Linked DNA regions of Homo sapiens: regions 2, 3 and 4 are each linked to region 1. Evidence: chromatin loops called from intact Hi-C (ENCODE). Cell type or tissue: Calu3. All regions are shown on one strand. Region 1 overlaps SUSD4 (sushi domain containing 4). Region 2 has its middle 23 kb from the start of DISP1. Region 3 has its middle 32 kb from the start of TLR5. Region 4 overlaps LOC105373281 (a long non-coding RNA gene).

The links. Peaks named below come from ENCODE experiments on the same cell type or tissue, not always from the same donor. Only the 100,000 strongest peaks of a DNase experiment are listed, where the experiment ranks them.
Region 2: it touches region 1 in a loop (3-fold over the local background); 5 of 110 quality-filtered maps call a loop at or near these places.
Region 3: a loop joins it to region 1, with 5 times the contacts of the local background. A loop is called at or near these places in 9 of 110 quality-filtered maps.
Region 4: it touches region 1 in a loop (3-fold over the local background); 2 of 110 quality-filtered maps call a loop at or near these places.

What each region holds. Positions count from the first base shown.
Region 1 is chr1:223,242,383-223,247,382 of GRCh38, forward strand. All of the region lies in intron 5 of SUSD4 (sushi domain containing 4), which reads right to left. Among named protein-coding and RNA genes, the nearest start is that of TLR5, 100 kb to the left of the region's middle. RefSeq lists enhancers at 438-938, 2,309-2,428. In Calu3, no CTCF peak of the experiment used is centred here; a DNase peak (open chromatin) is centred at 2,559.
Region 2 is chr1:222,789,917-222,794,916 of GRCh38, forward strand. No RefSeq gene overlaps it. Among named protein-coding and RNA genes, the nearest start is that of DISP1, 23 kb to the right of the region's middle. In Calu3, CTCF peaks have their summits at 3,017 (motif pointing right) and 3,217; no DNase peak of the experiment used is centred here.
Region 3 is chr1:223,172,685-223,177,684 of GRCh38, forward strand. No RefSeq gene overlaps it. Among named protein-coding and RNA genes, the nearest start is that of TLR5, 32 kb to the left of the region's middle. In Calu3, a CTCF peak has its summit at 2,482; a DNase peak (open chromatin) is centred at 2,547.
Region 4 is chr1:223,681,705-223,686,704 of GRCh38, forward strand. The region is part of intron 2 of LOC105373281 (a long non-coding RNA gene); the gene reads right to left. Among named protein-coding and RNA genes, the nearest start is that of CAPN8, 19 kb to the left of the region's middle. In Calu3, CTCF peaks have their summits at 2,688 and 2,891; a DNase peak (open chromatin) is centred at 2,677.

The sequences.
Region 1 (5,000 bases):
GTCTGGCATGCTGTGGGGGTTTAACAACACCTCTGCCTGTCCAAGAAATAAGAGCAGCATCTCCAAGCCATTGGAACAACCCCAACTCCTCCACTGCCCCACCCTTGCCATGCTCCCAATGTCCCTGGAATCACCCCTTGGAATTTCTACTTGTCCCTCACTTTCATCCCTGGCCCAGGCCCATCCCTGTCCACGTGGCAGGATGCCTGATAGTGACTGGGAGGCAGATGAGTCAGGGTTTGAAGCCCAGCTCTGCTACTCGTTGGCTGAATAACCACAGGCATGTTAGTTACTCCCCTCACTCAGTTTCCCCATCTGTCCGATGAAGAAAATAATACCCGCTCACTAGAGCTGTTGTGAGGGCTGTATGAGCTAAGGGCCTGGGCCAGTGGCTTGCTAAGGGAGGCTCACATCAGGTACCAATATTGGTTTGTTTTCTGGGATGGGGATCCATGACTCTGGCCCTGCCACAGGGTGAAGTCGCTGGAGAGTGTGGGGAAAAGAAAGCATCTGCCAGTTGTCTGAGTCCCCAAATTCCTCACGTCCCACTTGTAGGTTAGGCAAAAGTGTCTACCCTGCTGCTTCTCTGTCTCATTAGAGATGCGACTGAAGGCAGATCCTCTCCTCATCCCATGGTGTGGTCCAATTAAGCGTGTGAGCTGGAAAAGTGTCCCCCTGGCCAGATGCTCCCCATGATGGGCAGCCGGGTGACAGTGGCCACAGGGAGCCCTGTGGCTCCAGGCTCCAGGCTCCTCCCTGGAGCACATCAGCCAGCTCTGTGGCCATTCCCACATGGAGACACCACAGGACCTTCTCAGGGAGACAGAAGCTGCCTCGCTCCAGGGAGGCCTGCGATGCACATCTGCCCCACGGGTTTAAGGAAGCAGGGCTGGGCTGCCCGCCTTGCCCTGGATGACCCTGGCTGTCTTCTTCTGGGAGATGAACTACACCATCCTTTGGAGAGATGGGGCTTCCTGGGGACACAGTCACCCAGCCTCCCTGCGCACTGGCAGGGGACTCAGAGCCACCTTCTCCCACTGAAGTCACCCTTCCATCTGTCCAGCTCTGATTTTTTTCTGCAGGTGACTCCCTGCCCCTTTTGGTGAATGCTGTTCACAGCACTGAGGGTGGGTGGCTCAGAGGGCCCCCAGGGCCAGGCAGCAAAGGCCACCTTGTGATTTGGGGGTGTCAGCCGCAGAAGCCCATGCTGTCTCCACTACCAGCATGTGGCTGGAGCATTTTCATTTGCTTACAGGCAAATAAATCTCAAACCACTTCCCGCCTGTCTTTAGGTACATCCAGGCCCCCATCGGCACTGTCTGAGCTCAGGGAAGGGCAACTAATCCTATTGCCCAAAGCACAATGAAGCTAGAAAGCAAGCCTGATGCACTAAGTGGAAAGAAAGAAAGAATTCCTCCATCGTCTCTTCCTGCTTTGCGTTATCAGCACTATGGCACCTCCTCCAGCATAGATAAGGGAGACTATTATGTTTGGACAATCTGCATTTTGGACTTTCTGAAATAAGAGCCTCTTTATTCTGTTACCTAAGTATAGTAATTATGTTCTTTCACTCATTTTAAAATTCACTTATTTAACAAATATTTTTTGGACAACCACTGATACTACCTTGGTCCCATCCTCAGATGATAAATAAGTAAACGCATAGATATTTATGTGGCTGGATAGGCCTTCTCCTCTAGCTGCTGAGAAAAACATTAATAGCACAATCTCACACACACAGGAGTTGGGATGGAGCTCTCGGGCACCACATCTCCCACCGGGGTTTGGAAGGCACCTGGACCAAAAGGAGGTAGATGTTCTTTTATGCACAGTAAGATCCAAAGCATATGCTGGTACTAGCAGGGGATTAGACAACCAGGAGTCAGAAGGTTTAAAAAACTAAAGGCCAGCCCACCTTGCTTCCTCTGCAATGGAGATGGGCCAGAGAGAACAGCTGCCATGTGCACCCTATGTGGGAGAAACTGAGGAGTCTCCAGACACAAGAGGAGGCCAGGAAAAGGGCCCGGGTCTAGGAAAGGTGAGAGGTGAGACTTCAAGGGGCCAGTGCAGCTGGGGAGCAATGGAAAAGACAAAATAAACAGGAAGAAGGAGAGTCTGTGGATGGAACAGTCTCTATCAAGAGAGGGCAGGTCACGTGGGGATGTCTCATGGTCTTGGTCCCTCAGTGTAGATAATGCAGGGACCCTGCTGAGTCTCCAACCCCACCCTGATGCTACAGATTGGATTCTACCACTGAGAACTGGTGACTAAAATCTGCTTGAGTCTTGGTGTAGGCTCAGGTGTTGTTTTCTGATACAGGGTGGTAGGGAGCTGCTCTGTCCCCGCAATCATAGGCAGGTGCCCAAAGTACCTTCAGCAGGGAATATGGGTGGTCAGAGAGGTGGAAGAAATTACTCATCAGCTAAGCAACAGACTGATTTCAAGATAAGAAACTGCTCACGTTACATCTAATCACAAATTCTCTGTGCCACACTGGAGACCAATAGGAGGTACAGAAGAGAGACTAACAGCACTGGGTGTGTGTGCAAGAATCTGCTTTAGATGAGCTGTCCAGGAAAGTCCCCTAAATAGATGACTTTTAAACTGAAATCTAGAACAGCCCTATTCACAGTGGGGTCCATAGACCACTGGTGCACCCTACTGGTGCACCAACTGTTGGCTACAAATCCATGACAAATAAATAGAGAAATCAATCTGACCTTGTCACAACATCCATGTGTTTTCAATTTCTATTTTGATAGATACTTTCAATATCTAAATTGCATTTAAATAATGCAATTTGACTACAGTTGAATCTGATAGTTAAAAATGGGACTTGTATTATGTGTTTGTCTTTTTATTTTATCTAGTATCTGTTTTTATTGTGTATTATTGGTCTGCAACGTATTAGAAAACAGTAACCAAATCACTGGTCCCTTCACTACAGAGAGATGAGAGGCCCTAATCCGATCATAAATGCATACAGGAATGCACGATGCATAAAAACTAGGAAGGACTCGGTCCAGGAAGTGCTGGAGGAGGATGTGCCTGGCAGAGAGGATGGCACATGTGAAGGTGGGCTGGAGGCAGTGAAGAGAGGCCGATGGTGGCTGAGTGTGCAGGAGACAGAGGGCTACACAGCACGAGGGATGGGAGGCAGGCGGGACACTGTGTGTGCAGCTGCATGGAACCACGGCAAGTAGTTGGGATTTTATCATAGTGTGAAGGGACACTGCAAAGAGTGGGAACTGGCATATTTCTTAAAAGCTAGCTGGGTGGAGAACAGGCTGTTAGAGAGCAGGGATAGACATGGCAGGACTGCCAGGAAGTGGCTACCATGCCTGGAGAGATGATGGCGGCCTGGACCAGGACAGTGGCAGCCAATGTGGTGGGAAGAAGAGTGACTTGAATGTTATTCCTCTGTTTCTAAATAGGGCTTGGTGATTAGGCGGCTAGGAGAAAAAGAAGGATAACTCCCAGATTTCTGACCTGGCTCGATTGTGGTACTACTGACTATGCTAGGTTTTTGTTGGGTTTATTTGTTTCATGGCAAGGGAGTGGTACAGAGCTTGGTTTTGCACTGGTCGGGTTTGAGCTTCCAGTGGGAAAGTCATCCAGGTCAGTTAGGCAGCCAGAGAAAGAGTCTGGGATAAATGCAGAACTCAGGAATCATGAGCATAGAAATAATCTTTACAGCCACGGGACTGCACGCACTCACATAAGGGGAGAGGGCAGACAGAAAAGGGAACGGGACCCAGTCCAAATGCTGAGACACCCTACAGGGACGAAAAAGATGGCAGAGGAGACTAGGGCGCATCATGGAAGCCGCGAGGGGAGACTGTCCCAAGGAAGAGGGAGCAGCTCCTCACAAGCTGAGAAGGATGGAAAAAGAAGAGTGGCCATTGGATTTGGCCAAATGGGAGTCAGTAGAGACCCTAAGAAAAGCAGCTTTGATACAGTGGCAGAGGGGAAGCCATTCTGCAGTGAGTTGGGGAGTAAAAGGGGATGGAAACCTCAGGTGACTCTTTAGAGAAGTTTGCTGCAGGGAAGCAGTAAAGCAGAGGCCGGAGGGTCCAGGGAGAGCCCCGCCCCCACCCCAGAGCTCTTGATCTTGTTAAGACGTTGGCAGGAGTGGTTCAACACAGGGTACAAGGTTGGTAATCCAGGCAGGAGGGCAGTCATTCAGGAGGAGAAAGATGTGATCTTCCACATGAGTGGAAGGAGGGGCTGGCCTCTGACAGGCGTAGGAGGGGCTGGAGGGAAGCATGAGTGCTGGACACAGGCCTCAGCAGATCGGTGGCCAGGGTGGTGGAGATGTGAGTAAGCTGCCCTCTGAAGGCTCCCCTTTTCCGAATGAAGTGTGAGGCAAGGCCACCACTCAGAGGTGGGAGGGGGGCTGAGATGAGAACTATGTATCACTTATCACAGTCCTTAACCAATTTATATGTTTCATTACATGCAAAATAATAAAATGAGGCTTAAAACCAGTGTGTGCCTTGCAACTATCCATACAAATAACTCCAGGGCATGGGGCAGGGGAAGCAGAAGAATGTAGAATATTTTAACTTACTAAATGAATATTTAGAATGTACAATGAATGAATACTAATGTAGTATTATAGAATATTTTAACCTACTAAATCCTTCTGAGCCACTGAGCCCAGGTGCTTTGACTGAGTATTTTCATTCTTACTAGTTCCAAAGGTCCATACAGCCCCCCGGGTGTTCTTCATGTAGGAAAGACTTGCTCCTTTAGTCTGTGCATTCACATCTACCCCACACAGCTCGTGGGAGAGGCTGCTGGTTGCTCACCATAACCCATGTTCCACGAGCACCCAGCTGGTCCACATTGCCCACTGTCCCTTGTTTCTCTAAGTTCTAGCCAATGGAATATGAAGAGAAATGATAACTACTACTTTCACGCTTGATCCATGAAGCCTTCCCATGCTTCTCTGGCTGCCTAGAATGGAAATGATCTCCTAGGGGACCTCAGAAGCCCAC
Region 2 (5,000 bases), 450 kb before region 1:
CCCATGATCCAATCACCTCCCACCAGGCCCCTCTCCTGACAAGCGAAAATTTCAATTCAACATGAGATTTGGGTGGGGACACAGAGCCAAACTATGTCACCCATGTTCATAGAGGCACTATTTGCAAGAGCCAAAAGATGGAAGTAACCCAAGTGTCCATCAATGAATGCATGGATAAACGTTTTAATTACCTACAATGAAATATTGTTCAACTCCAAAAAGAGAGTAAATTCTGACACATGCTATAAGGTGGATGAAGCTTGAGGATATTATGCTAAATGAAATAAGCCAGGGACAAATAGACAAATATTGTATGACTCAACTTATGTGAGGTACTTAGAGTAGTCAAAATCATAGAAACAGAAAACAGAAATGGTGGTTGCCAGGGGCCTGTGGGAGTGATATGGTTTGGCTCTGTGTCCCCACCCAAATCTCATTTCTAACTGTAATCCCCACGTGTGGAGGAGGGACCTGGTGGGAGGTGATTGGATTATGAAGGCAGTCTCCCCCATGCTGTTCTTGTGATAGTGAGTGAGTTATCACAAGATCTGATGGTTTTATAAGTGGCAGTTTCCCCTGCTCTTTTCTCGCCTGCTGCCATGTAAGACGTGCCTCCTTCCTCCTCCACCACGATTGTAAGTTTCCTGAAGCCTCCTCCGCCATGCAGAACTGTAGGTAAATTAAACCTCTTTTCTTTATAAATTACCCAGTCTCAAGCAGTTCTTTACAGCAGTGCAAAAATGGATTAATATGGGGGGGAAGAGGAAATGGGGAGTCATTACTTGATGGGTATAGAGTTTCAGTTTTGCAAGATGAAATGAGTTCTGGGTATTGGCTGCACAATAATGTGGGTGTACTTAACACCACTGAACTGCACACTAAAAATGGTGAAGGTGGTAAGTTTCATGTTACATGTTTACCAATATTTAAACAAAGCGAAAACACTTATAAGTTTGGAAGAAGAACTTTGCAGAGCTAAAGCTCAGACCTTGGAGTGTTAGTGTCTCTGAGCTCAGAGGAAAGGCCCTGTGGGGCTGAGACCTGGACCTCTGGATATGGTGGGGATGGACTGGCTGCTACTGGTGTCTTGAAGGAGGCACGATGATCAGGCTACCCCTATAAGTGTTGGAAAAACTGCCAACTGGAACCAAGTGCTGGTACTGGGACTAAACTAATTGCTGCTGCCTGGTGAAGAAGAATTACTAGGGTGAGACTGACAGGAAGCAGAAAAAAATTCCTTCTTTCTTCTCCAGCCTCGCAGTCTCCCTCTACCAACCTCTCTTGGCAGAGTCTAGCTTGGAGCCAGCTGGCAAACAGAAAAGTGGTTTGCAAAGTCCTGATCCCAGCAGCACCAAACTGAGTATAGAAGAGGAGTTTGAAAATGAGACAATGGCTGACACAGTGGGCCACTGAACATTTAATTTATGAACAAGGAAATGGCATAATCAGAGTGTTAGAATGCTGACTCTGGTGGCAGTGTGAGAAATAATTGAAAAAGGGAGACTTACGAGACTATTAAATCTATCCAGGAAAGATGCAGTGAGAGTCCAGCCTTGGATTTGCTCCAATTCTGTTATCAAAGTTTCTGTCCTGTTCCTGAATCCTGAGTCATCTTGCCCATGTTATCCTTAGTTCTTGTACGTGGATCCCCTTCCAATTTCTGTTGCTGTGCCTTTTTAGCCTACCCAAGACTGCCCATTCACAAGTTAAGGACAGCTAAGAATTCTAGACTGGACAGCCTGCCTGGGTCCCCTAATATGACCTGCTTTAAATAGCACCATATTCCAGGAAACTCTTCAGACATCCTGCTATTCCTCTGAAATCTCTGAAGCTAACTGCTTACCTAGTCCTACTATGTGCCATACCTAAGTGTTAGGGTTTCAGAGATGAACGATATTCTATACTCAAGAGGCTGGGCATGGTGGCTCATGCCTGTAATCCTAGCACTTTGGGAGGCCAAGGCAGGAGGATCATTTGAGCTCAGGAGTTAGAGGCCAGCCTGGCCAACATAGGGAGACCTCATCTCTAAAAAAAAAGGAAAAAGTATTCTATACTCAAGGAAACTGAAGTTTAGGGAAAAAGGCATCAAATGTAAATAAATAGTTAGAATATGATGATAGAAAAGTAATTGCTAATATTTATTATAAGATAGGAATTTTTAAGTGCTTGAGATACAAACACATTTAAACCTCGTAACAAACCTAGGAGGTAGGTTCTGTTATTACTCCCATTTTATAGGTGGTGAAACTGAGACACAGAAGATTAAGTGATTTGTTCAAGGTCAGGCAGTAAGGAAGTGTTGGAACTGGCATTCAAGTCCCAGAGCAGTCAGCCTCTGCAGTTCAGGATTCAGGGACTGAGAGTAGGAAAATTTAAAAAGGTTGATGAGGTTCAAATGGAAATCAACAAGAGGGTCTGACAAATTGGATTAAGTTTTCACCTGTGGGTAGAGGGAGAAAGGGTGTGTGTGTGTGCGCGTGCGTGCGTGTGCACATATATATGCGTATGTGTTCGTATTCGTGTGTGTGTGTGTGTGTGTGTGTGTGTGTGTGTGTGTGTAGCTGCATGGCTCTCCTTAGAGATGCTTCTTTAAATCCCCCTTTTCTTGCCTACCACTGCTTATAACCCACCATTTCTGCAATGAAAGGCAGAGATGGAGGACCTGCGTACACTCTATGGTAAATTGTTGGAGTAAAACCTGTTCAGAAATCAAACCTTCCTCTTTGGCTGCCTGCCACTGTGCTGGATTCAATCATAACAAGTAGCCCAGACCCCAACCATCTTCTCTACATCAACCTCACCTTTATTCTACCACAATATTCATCTGTTATCAAATGAGATAAAGTATAAGAGAGCATTTTATAAGTTATTAAGTGTCATACAAATATTAGTTATCATTGTTACTACCACCTGCAAAACTGGTCAATTTCGATAAGTTTCCTTTTCTGCATGTCTGAGTTCTATGAAAAACTTCACTAAAAAACTCATTGAAAAATCCCCATGTTGTTTTCGGAACTGATCACTAGGTGTTGCTATTTGATAACACATTATCAACACCCTGCCCACCCCCAAATGCCTGTATTTTTTTGCAGAGGTACTGAGATTGATTTTTCTCTATTTGATTTTGATAAGAATTATCTGTTGTGTTTCACATAATTTGCAGAGAAATAATTTGAAGTCAAGTAGGAGTAATTGGCCTTATTCCTTGCTTCCCCTCTTTTTCCTCTTTCATGCCTTCGATTTTAACAACCATCTCTCTCACTGCAGTGCCTGCAATGCAGATCACTCCTCAATCCCTATTTCATCTATTCAACAAATATTTATTGAACATTATATATGTGCCAGACATTGACTAGGAGCTGAGTATACAAGAGTGAATAAAACAGCCAAAGTTTTGACCACCATGCAGCTTACTCTTACGGCTCTTTCTTGGACAACCGACCCACATTTTCAACTTTTTTTGCAATAGGAACTAAACTTGTCTTTTCGTTTCCCACATTGAAAATCTCTCAGGTAGCATCCATGTAGCTGAACTGCTTCTCAAACTCATCATATTCATCCTGAGCACCACCTTTTGACTTGAATGGAAACATGACTTGTTCTCTTAAGTCATCAAGCTCAAAAATCTCAGTTATGCTAAGTGAAATAAGCCAGGCACAGAAAGTCAAATACTGGGTGATCTCCCTTATATGTGGAATCTAAAAAAGTAAATTTCATAGAAACAGTGAGCAGAAAGATGGTTGTGGTTACCATCGGCTGGTGAGGGGGAGAAGGGTGGGAGAAGCGAAGGAATGTTGATCAAAGGGTTCAAGGTTTCAGTTTAGACTGAAGGAATACGTTTCAATGATCTATAATAATGTATTGTGTATTTCAAAACTGTTAAAATAATAGATTTTTAACATCTCACAAGAAAAAAGATAAATTGATGAAGTGATAGATATGTTAGATATGTTAATTAGCTGGATTTAACCTTTCTACAATGTGTGCATGGATCAAAACATCATGTTGTACCTCATAAATGCACATAATTATTTTTGTCAATTAAAAATAAATAAAGTTTAAAAACCCAAACTTTTTTTTTTTTTTTTTGAACTGCTTCCTCTCCTTTGCTTCCATTCCTAATCAATTGTCACATCCAAGCTTTGGAACAGGTCTTCAGTGCCCCTGGCCTGGGCCACAGTGATAGAATTTCCTGCTTCCTTTTCCTCTTACCTCCAACAAATCCTCTACATTGCTGACAGAGTAATTCTCTTGAATAGTACTTCTCACCATACAACCCCCAGCCCCTTTCTTTATTCTAAGCATTTAAACTCCTATTCTTAGCATCTAAATCTCTCCATCACCTGACTTCAACCTCCATAGTCTTCACTCTACCTCTAAATCAACAAAAAGTGGGTTAAGAAATGTTTATGTACCATGCATTGGACTAAGGCACATGGAGTAGAGATATGAACAAGACCAGATCCCTTCCCTCATGATAAGCAGAAGATTACTAAATAAGTGTTATGGATTGAATTGTGCCCATCCCCAATTCATATGTTGATACCCTACCCGCCAGTACCTTAGAATGTATTAGGAGATAGGGCCTTTAAAGAGGTAAAGGGGTTAAATGAGGTCATGAGGGTAGGACACCAATCCAGTAGGACTGGTGCTCTTGTAAAAGGAGAGAGATACACCAGGGATGCACACATACAGAGGAGAGGTGACGTAAGGACACAGAGAGAAAGAAGACAGCCATCTGCAAGTCTGGAAAGAGACCTCAGGAGAAACCAAACCTGCCAACACTTTGATCTTGGACTTCCAGTTGATGGCAGTGGCAGGCCATTTGTAGCAACCGCTGCCATCATGCCAGCTGCAGCAGGGAGGCGCAGCCAGGGCTGCACACTCCATGAAGCCAGCAGGAACTGGGGAGAAGTGGGAGCCCCACCCATTCTGAGTTGGGGCAGGAGCTCCTTGGATGCCACTGCAGCCGCCCAAGCCACAGCTGCGGACCCAGACAT
Region 3 (5,000 bases), 70 kb before region 1:
CAGGCAACCTACAAAATGGGAGAAAATTTTCGCAACCTACTCATCTGACAAAGGGCTAATATCCAGAATCTACAATGAACTCAAACAAATTTACAAGAAAAAAACAAACAACCCCATCAAAAAGTGGGCAAAGGACATGAACAGACACTTCTCAAAAGAAGACATTTATGCAGCCAAAAAACACATGAAAAAATGCTCATCATCACTTGCCGTCAGAGAAATGCAAATCAAAACCACAATGAGATATCATCTCACACCAGTTAGAATGGCAATCATTAAAAAGTCAGGAAACAACAGGTGCTGGAGAGGATGTGGAGAAATAGGAACACTTTTACACTGTTGGTGGGACTGTAAACTAGTTCAACCATTGTGGAAGTCAGTGTGGTGATTCCTCAGGGATCTAGAACTAGAAATACCATTTGACCCAGCCATCCCATTACTGGGTATGTACCCAAAGGACTATAAATCATGCTGCTATAAAGACACATGCACACGTATGTTTATTGCGGCATTATTCACAATAGCAAAGACTTGGAACCAACCCAAATGTCCAACAATGATAGACTGGATTAAGAAAATGTGGCGCATATACACCATGGAATACTATGCAGCCATAAAAAATGATGAGTTCATGTCCTTTGTAGGGACATGGATGAAATTGGAAATCATCATTCTCAGTAAACTATCGCAAGAACAAAAAACAAAACACCTCATATTCTCACTCATAGGTGGGAATTGAACAATGAGATCACATGGACACAGGAAGGGGAACATCACACTCTGGGGACCGTTGTGGGGTGGGGGGAGTGGGGAGGGATAGCACTGGGAGATATACGTAATGCTAGATGACAAGTTAGTGGGTGCAGCGCACCAGCATGGCACATGTATACATATGTAACTAACCTGTACAATGTGCACATGTACCCTAAAACTTAAAGTATAATAATAAAAGAAAAACAAAACTTAAAAAAAAATTACGTATCGTTTAAAGTACTTAACTCTTTACCCCAGAAACTTTTAAGTAAAATTCATACTTCACGAACATGTCTCAATATTGCAGCATTGTTTATAATTTCAAAGAAATGGGGAAAGGCGAGTTATCTAACAATGGGGAATTGGCTAAATAAATTATGATACATTTACTTCTTGGAATACATGCAGTCATTAAATATAATGTTCTTGATGCACATTTAAGGTATATATAATATACATATTTGCAAACATTTTATGTTTTACACTTTAGAGCTGTCCTTAAAGAAATGTAACTGTTCTAAAAACAGAATCAAATGTTCTTGACAGAAGGACTTTTTTCCTGTAAGTTATTGATCTTCTTTAGTGTCAATATATACAGGAAACAACCACCCTCAATTGTAATAAGAGGATCTTGTGCAGGTATGACTGCAGGATTATCATCTATAGCAAAGCAGCATGTCACAGACACTTTTAAAAACCTAAAAACTTTATCTTCCTTCTTGCTTTGAAAAATCAACCAAGGAGTAATGCAGTGAACACCAAGATTTGAGGAAAAATGAACTCATGAACCATTATATGAAAAAAAAATCATGTTACAGTTTACATAATGAGATCTCAATTTTATTAAAAAAACAAAACCTATATCCCTGTGTATGAAGATATATGCATATGAAAAAACTGTCTGACAAGAAATTCCTGTGTGTATTCCACAGCGTACCCAACTGTTGATGACGTCTCTGTTATTGGGAACTTACAGTGGATGGGAAGACCAGAAAAATATATATGAAAAGCCAGACCATGACCTAGGGAGGAGTTAAACAGAGGACAGGAGTACTGGTATTTGGTGGTTAGGCACACTGCTCTCAATGCCTAACAGTCCTGGGTTCAAATCCAGATACTGTCCCTTGCCAGATGAAACCTTGGGCAGGTTACTTCTTTCAGCCTAAATTTCTTCATCTGTAAGTATCAGTTGAGCACAAATATATTAATATTGTAAAGTGCTTAGTAAAGTGCTTCAGATCAGCTGGCTACAAATTTGGGGTCCTTGACAAACGGGGGTTTTATAGCAAGAGCTCAGTAAATGGTATTTTTTAAATAAAAAATCTACTTCATTGAGTTATTGAGGGGTACACACAATAAAATGTACTGGGCCCTACAAATTATGTAGCTGTAGTTGCTTCTACCATCGCCATAGGTTAGATTTGACTTTTCTATAGTTTCTATAAATAGGATCATAAGTATGTACTTCTTTCACTTGGTCTAATAGTTTTGAGATTCACCTAGGTTGTTGCATTTACCAACATCAGCTTTATTCCTGATAGCCAAAACCTGGCAACACTCCAAATGTCCATCGGCAGGTGAATGGCGCGTAGTGCAGAATTAACCAAACAGAGGTCTGGTCTTTGTCTTGGGCCACTGGCAGGTGATCTCTAGACCCCTGAAGTCTCCTGCAATAGGAGTGTCATCGTTTGCCTGGGGGCTTTGGCCAGCAACAGCCTAATGATGTGATTTATGATGGGCCTTTGGAACACACAGTATTTGCTCTGGCCTCTGGGAGGAGCTGGAGACTAAAGGCCAGGTGCTTGGGCAGTGTGTGATTGAGCCCCATTAAAAGCTCTGGACACCAAATCTCGGTTGAACTTCCAAGATCCACAGTACTCTGTGCACATTGCCACATATCGATGATGGGAAGGCAACATGTTCTTGGGGGCGTGGAAGCTTCATATTTGAAACTCTCCCAGATTCTGCCCTATGCAGTAGAAGCTTTGGCTATTTCTAATTTGTATTCTTTCACTGTCATAAAACTGTAATTTTAAGTATAGGGCTTTCCCAAGTTCTGTTACTTGTTCTAGCAAATTGTCAAGCCTGAGAGTGGTTGTGGAGACCTCTGAATTTGTAGCCAGCTGATCTGAAGTGAGGGTAACCCTGGGGACCCCCACACTTGGCATCTGAGGAGAGGGCAGTCTTATGGGGACTGTTCACCCAGACTTAGCAGTTTGGCAAGCTCATTGCAAATGGCTGAGAAAATTTTTGTTTATCCATGGAATACAATGTAGTATTACTTAGAGATTGAGAAAAGAGGAACAGGCTACTGATGCGTATGAGACAGAGACGAATCTCAAAAAGCATTGTGCTGAGGGAGTGTGATTTTTAATGCAGGAACTCAGCAACATGTGACAAGGGACCCCATGCACTTATTGCACAAGAAATGCTGTTTTCACAGGAAATTGGAATCACCATGGCCTGCAAAGCAGAAGAGTGTCAGAGGCAAGTTAAACTTGCTCAGGGCCTGAGAGATAGAGATGGGGAGTTGAAGGGGGCGCCTTCTTCTTAGGCAGACAGAAGTTACCTTGGGAAGACAAGCCTGGCAGGAGCATGAGCATTGAGGAGTTACGGAAGGTATGGCTGGAAATGTGGAACATTGGAAGCTAGTGGAAATTTGGATTTACCCTGTAGGACATGTGGAAGCCCCAGAGTTTTCAGAGCTGGAAGGGGGTTTCCCTGTGACAAAAATAGGTTTGGATGAATTTGTTTTATATCATTGTAACAGGCTGAAAAAAATTTGAGACAAAATATGCTTTTCTCTAATGGAGAATAATTGGGATGGTTAGAAAAAAGGATATTAGCTCTGGATATAGGAATAAACAATAAAACAATAAAGTGTTTTTCAAACTTTTCTAGACAGTGACCCAATCAAAAAGTACATTTTATATCAATACGCAGTACACATGCACATAAACACATACATACATGTGAAACAAATTTCATGAAACAATATTTCCTTTTCTTATGGGCAGTGCATCTGAAATGTTCTATTTCATTCTGCTGCGTTCTATTCTATTATGTTCTATTCTATTTCTTTTTTAAACAATGCTAGTCATAGGTGACTAAACATATTCCGTCCTAATATGGCCACCCCTCCAGAAGACCAGGACACTCCCAGTTCTGCAGAGGCATGGCCATGGGTGTGGCAGAGAGCATGGGATGGGAGTGGGAGAGCAGGTGTGGGGACTGGCTCTGTCTTTCAGGTTACGTGGCTTCAGGCATAGCTCATCATCTCTGACCTCTGACCCCTGCTATAGGCCAAATACCTGTGTTCTTCTCCAAATTAATATGTTGACACCTAATCCCCAGGGTGATGGTGTTAGGAGGTAGGGCCTTTGGGAAGTGATTAGGCTATAAGGGTGGAGCCCTCATGAATGGGATTCATGCCTTTATAAAAGAGGCCCCAGAAAACAGCCTCCCTGCTTCCTCCATGGGAGGACAGAGTGAGAAAACACCATCGATGAATCAGGAGGTGGACCCTCACTAGATACCAAACCTGTTGGCACCTTGATCTTGGACTTCCCCGCTTCCAGAACTGTGAGCAGTAAGTGTCTGTTGTTTACGAGGCATCCAGTTTATGGTAGTTAGTGACAGCATCTCAAAAGAACTAGGACAACCCCTTTGCCCACTCCTTGGAGGGGCTGACAAACTTGCTCAGACTTAGAGCGGCTTGGTGCCTTTGGGGATAAGATCATGTATTTGAAAAGATCTTGGGAATGGCTATGTGCTACTTAAGGGAAAGAGGCTGTGTCCTTGTTTTTGCTCATCTCCCTGCACGTCTGGCACCCACTGCAGGTGATGCTTATCACAAAGTAGGCAAGTTGATGTCACCATATAAATAATTTTAAAAGTTCTGAGCATGCATTCTGGTGGTGTTATATGTTTAGGTGCATGGTCTTTAAACCTCACTAAAATATTCTTAGCTGGAAATTATTATCTTTATTGTATGGGTGAGGAAACAGAAGCTCAGAGAGGGGGGCTACTTGCCTGTGGTCACAAGAGTGAGACAGATTTCAGAGCCCAATCTGTCTGCTTTTTATCCCAGCTCCCCTGCCCACACCTGCCTCCACTGTGTAGCCCCTCAGGGTCCAAAGGCCAGGCTCAGGATATTTAGGGGTGAGTTTTAGTACAGGTGTCCTTGTGGTGCTCTCACTCTGGGTCCTGGTGGCCCCACAACATTCTAAATCTTTTATATGTGAAGG
Region 4 (5,000 bases), 440 kb after region 1:
ACTCTGTCTCAAAAAAAAAAAAAAGAAAAGAAAAGAAAAGTAAAGTAAAGAAAGCCATGTGTTGACTAATAATAATGAGAGTATTATGAATCAAGGATTACAATTAATCCAATTTTGAACATGGACAGTAAAAAAAGAAATCCCCACAGCAGGTAGAGAGGGAGATATTTACGAGTTAAGAATCCTGCCCAGGGAGCCTCAAATCTAACAAGCCTGTTCCCACAGCAGGCCTGGCAGTGAAATCAGCTGGGAAGGTGGTATCCACAGCCCCTCAGTCACTCTCCCTTGCAGTTAGGGTCTAGGCTGCACTTGGAAAGAGCCTCATCTCCCGTCCCCAGCTCCCCAGTCACTAGTCCAAAGAGAACACTGAGTTCTCCACTGGGTTTTCAAAGGAAAGGCAAAGGAGGATAAAACATTAACAGGTCCTTGTTAGTATAGGTTCTTGTTAGACTTTCAATTTACAAGGAATTTTAGAGAAATGCCTCAAGCTGAACCTGTAATAGCCAGGTGGGAACTTGGGCAGATGGTAGCAATTTCTCAAGGTTCGTCCCAAAACACTGCTGCAGATCCTTCCCATGGTCACTGTTTAAACACATGTCCTGTCCAGTCTTTCTTGTAACCATCCCTTGAGTCATTTCTTTCCTCTCCATCCCCACAGCCATGACTTAAGTACAATTCTTTATTCCTTCTAGCCTGCAGCACAACAATAGCCTTCCAAATCTCTCAAATCCCTCCAATCTCCACAGTCTGATCCTGTCACTTAAGGTACTTCAATGCTCCTCACCTTGCCTTAAAGATGATAGCCCAACTCCTTGGTACAGCACTGTGACCCTCAGCGTCTGGGTGTCCCAGCCCTGTCACCGTCACAACCCTGTCTGCCCATATCTCCTCCATGCAGAACTAACATTGGAAACACCCCCCAAACTCACAATGCCTTTTCACACCTCTATGCTCTTTCTGGCTGCAAGGACAGTCACTCTGGTCTCTCCCTGCTTAGGCATGACTCACCTTTCTAGATTAAGTTCAAATATCACTCCTCCAGAATGTCTCTCAAGGTAAAGGCTAGCCCATGCATCTCACTGAATTGTAAGGTTGGCTTCTCCGTTCCATATCTTCCCCACTACTCCCATTAAAGTTGAAATTCCTTGCATGCAGGGACTGTATTTTTCATCCTTATGTCTCTATTCCCTTTATCTCAAATTTCTTTTTTTTTTTTTTTTTTTTTTTGAGATGCAGTCTCGCTCCATCTCCCAAGTTGGAGTGCAGTGGCATGGCACAATCTCGGCTCACTGCAACCTCCACCTCCCGGGTTTGAGCGATTCTCCTACCTCAGCCTCCTAGGTAGGGATTACAGGTGCACACCACCACACTCAGCTAATTTTCGTATTTTTAGTAGAAATGGGTTTTCACCATGTGGGCAAGTCTCGTCTCAAACTCCTGACCTCAGGTCATCCACCCGCTTGTGCCTCCCAAAGTGCTAGGATTATAGGCATGAGCCACTGCACCCAGCCTATCTCAAATTTCTTTCTGTGACTTAGAACCTGGCACATAATATGAGTTCAATACATGCTTGATGAATTAATAATTAGCTAAATATATAAGTCATATTCAAACTTTGTATTTCACACTCTTGGACTGGTAAGAGACAGAGTATAGTTAAGCCCGTGATGAGTATAATTGTATGAATTAAAGTACACATGTATACTGAGGGCTCATTTCACGTGTGAGTCTCTGAAAATGTTTGCGACTACAACTTAAACCAAGACAACCTAAGGATTTCGAGAAGCAGTAAGAGTATCCAGAGAAAATAGTAACTTAGATGCAGCCAATACAAGCTCAAGACTGAGAGTCTGCAAATCTAGATTCCAGCCTCTGCTCTGCCACATTCTTGAGTGACCTGGAGAAGTCACTTTAACCCTGGGTCTTCCTGTGCTCATCTGACACAGAGGGCATGGGAGCCTGGAGCCCAGCCCTCCTGTGCACCCTGTCTAGCTACACTTCTCTGGAGGCGAAAGGCTGCTGGGCATTGAACACAGCTATCAGCCTGGGAGCTGGGCCGAGCCTCACCAGGGAATAGTGAGGGGCTCCCTGCTCCGACAGCACACAGGTGCACACACACGCCTGCTCATCAGGTCCCCGGCTGACCCCTTTACACACACCATCTCCTGCTTCTGCAACAATGCCGTGCAATAGCAACTATCACCAGCCACATTCTACAGGTGAGAAAGCTGAGCTTCATCCACAGTTCCTCAGTAGCAGGAGTAGGATTGGAACCCAAGTGTGTTAGCTAAAAGCCCACACATTTATCCAAGATACCATATTGACACTGTTTAAAGTGACAAACGATCACTTTATGTAGAATGCACCCAGGGAGTTGAACTGATGGAGTCTGCATTCTTGTCACAGAGTCCACTCTCCCCTCCACATCTCCCCCTTAGCCCCAACACAGGACTGCTGGGTTCCTCTGCTAGTCCCAGGTGAGATACTCTCTCACCTTCCAGCAGCAGGTAACAAGGACCAGGAGGCACCAGAGACAAACCCAGCTCCTCACTGCAGCCAGCAAGGGAATATGGCCTCTCAGAGCAGCTGGGATTCTAGCCAGCTGAAATTAAACTGCGCAGCGACAGCAGTCAGAGGTAACTCATGTTAAAGGTATCAGTGATGGCTCCAGCAACTGGTGGTCTCTGCTGCCCCCTAGATGTCTGTTTCCTCCAACAGGCCTCAGATTAATTTAAAACCAAGTGCTTGGTGTAATATTGCATAGTAACACTCTTTTCCTGCTTCATCAATCATGCATTTATCCTACCTTTCCTGTGTGGACTGTAAGTAGTTGGCAAGGCAATGCTCTTCTTAAGAATTGCAGCAAATAGGAGAACAAGTGATAGAGGAGTCACCGTCTGGCAACCCTTAATGACATAATGAGTCTAGGTAGCCATCACCAATGGATGCTAACACAATTAGATGAAAGGCGAATGGAGAACTTTATAATAGATGGATCTGACTGAAACACCTAAGCCCACTTATCAATCTGTGCATCTATGCATGGGACATTATTGCCTTCTCATATAATACGGTGTACAATATAGGTTCATCTGTGAAGACCTCTGTCCACCCCCCAAAAAATAAACTGAATCCAATCAAACCTCTAGATTTTACTGCCAGTTTAGAGAAAATAAGAGGTTAGTCAGGGTTTCTTAGCCTCTGCATTATTGACATTTTGGATAACCACCAAAAGGATAGTAAAAACCAGTCTAATGGTGAAATGAAATAATAAAAAATAGTTAATCCAAAAGAAAGGAAAAAAAAAAAGGAGAGGAAGGAAAACATAGACTTGATGGGACAAACAAAAAGCAAAAAGAAGAAAGTAGGTTTAGATGCAAACATATTAGTAATTCCATTAAATCTAAATGATTGCATTAAAAAAATTCTCAGCCTAGTTAAAAGCAACAAAGGGACATAGCTTAACTATAAAGATATAGAAAAGTTAAAAATAAAAGTACAGAAAGAAATGCATGCAAACACCAAAAGAAAGATGATATAGCTATATAATATCAGAAAAAGAACACCCTGAGGCAAGAAGCATTATTAGCGATAAAGAGAAACATTTCATAATCATGAAAGATCAATTCACTGGGAAGATGTAGTAAAACTGTATACTTATAACAACATAGCCACGAAATATGTACAATAAAAATTGGCAAGACAAAAAGGAAAATATGCAATCTTAATATGAGATATTAATACAATACTCTTAGTAACGGATAGAACAAGCAGACAAAAATACCAATAAGGATATAGAAGATTTGAATAACACAATTAACAAACTTAGCCTCCTTAGCATATGTAGAATACTGCACCAAACAGCAGCAAAGTCCGTGTTCTTTTCAAATGCACATGGAGTATTTACCAAAATTGGCCACCACACACCCCACAGTCCTGGTGGCATGGGCACATTTTGTGCATAGTTGATTGATATGGGAGACTGTACCTGACCCAACATGGGTCAATGAGTTTTTTCCCTAGATTTTTGGACTTGAATCTGATGGTTGAAGCTGTGAAAAATAAAGTTTGGGCACTTTTCCTCCCACCTTGAAAAGGGGATCCCAATGTTATCTGAGTCTCTGTTTAGGTTATTCCTGAGGCATGCGTATTCTACCTTGGTTTTACAATGACATTCCAGAATCTTTAGCATGCATTTACTTTGGACTTTTTTTTACCGTGATAAAATATATATAACATAAAATGTACTAGGTTTAGCATTTAAGTGTACAGTGCAGTGGCACTAAGTACATTCGCATTGTTATGCAACCATCACACCATCCATCTCCAAAACCGCAGGTTTCATCTTTTCATCTTCCAAGACTGCAGCTTTATCTCCATTGAGCACCAACTCCACATTTCCCACTCCTTGTATCCTCTAGCAACCATCATTCTACTCCTAGACTACTTTGTGACTCAGTTTCTCTGTCACTTAAGAGAAGAGAGGCTCCATTGCTGACTGCAGGGATTGCTTCTGTATATGCAGGCCTTCTTGCATCTATAGGATTAGGTTTACTGCAGGGAAAAAAGGTAAGAGAAATATACATCATATGGGTTTTTGGAGGAAGAAAAGAGGCGACAGCACAAAATGGATGAGGTTTTCGTGTTGGGTGTCCTGCACACAGGACTCAGCAGCCCTGCCATGTATCTATCTGCCCAACTCTTTCCCATGGAGTTCATCTTGTGGGCCACTTCCAAATTATAGATCCACAGGCAAGTTTCACAGCTCTGTCGCTGTCACCTGTGGCAAGCTTCTCATAGTGCCTCTGTGGCTTAATGTCATGAGCCCCTCCATTGTGAGCATTCTGTTTAGGGTCCTGCACCATCACAGCCTGGCAATGAGCTTCAGATGTTTTGCCATAACCTTAGATTTAAGTCATCAAGCAGCAGGACCAAGACCTATCATGCATTTACTTTTGTTTTTGGCTTAATTTGAGTTGGTTTTTTTCCTTGTACAAAAA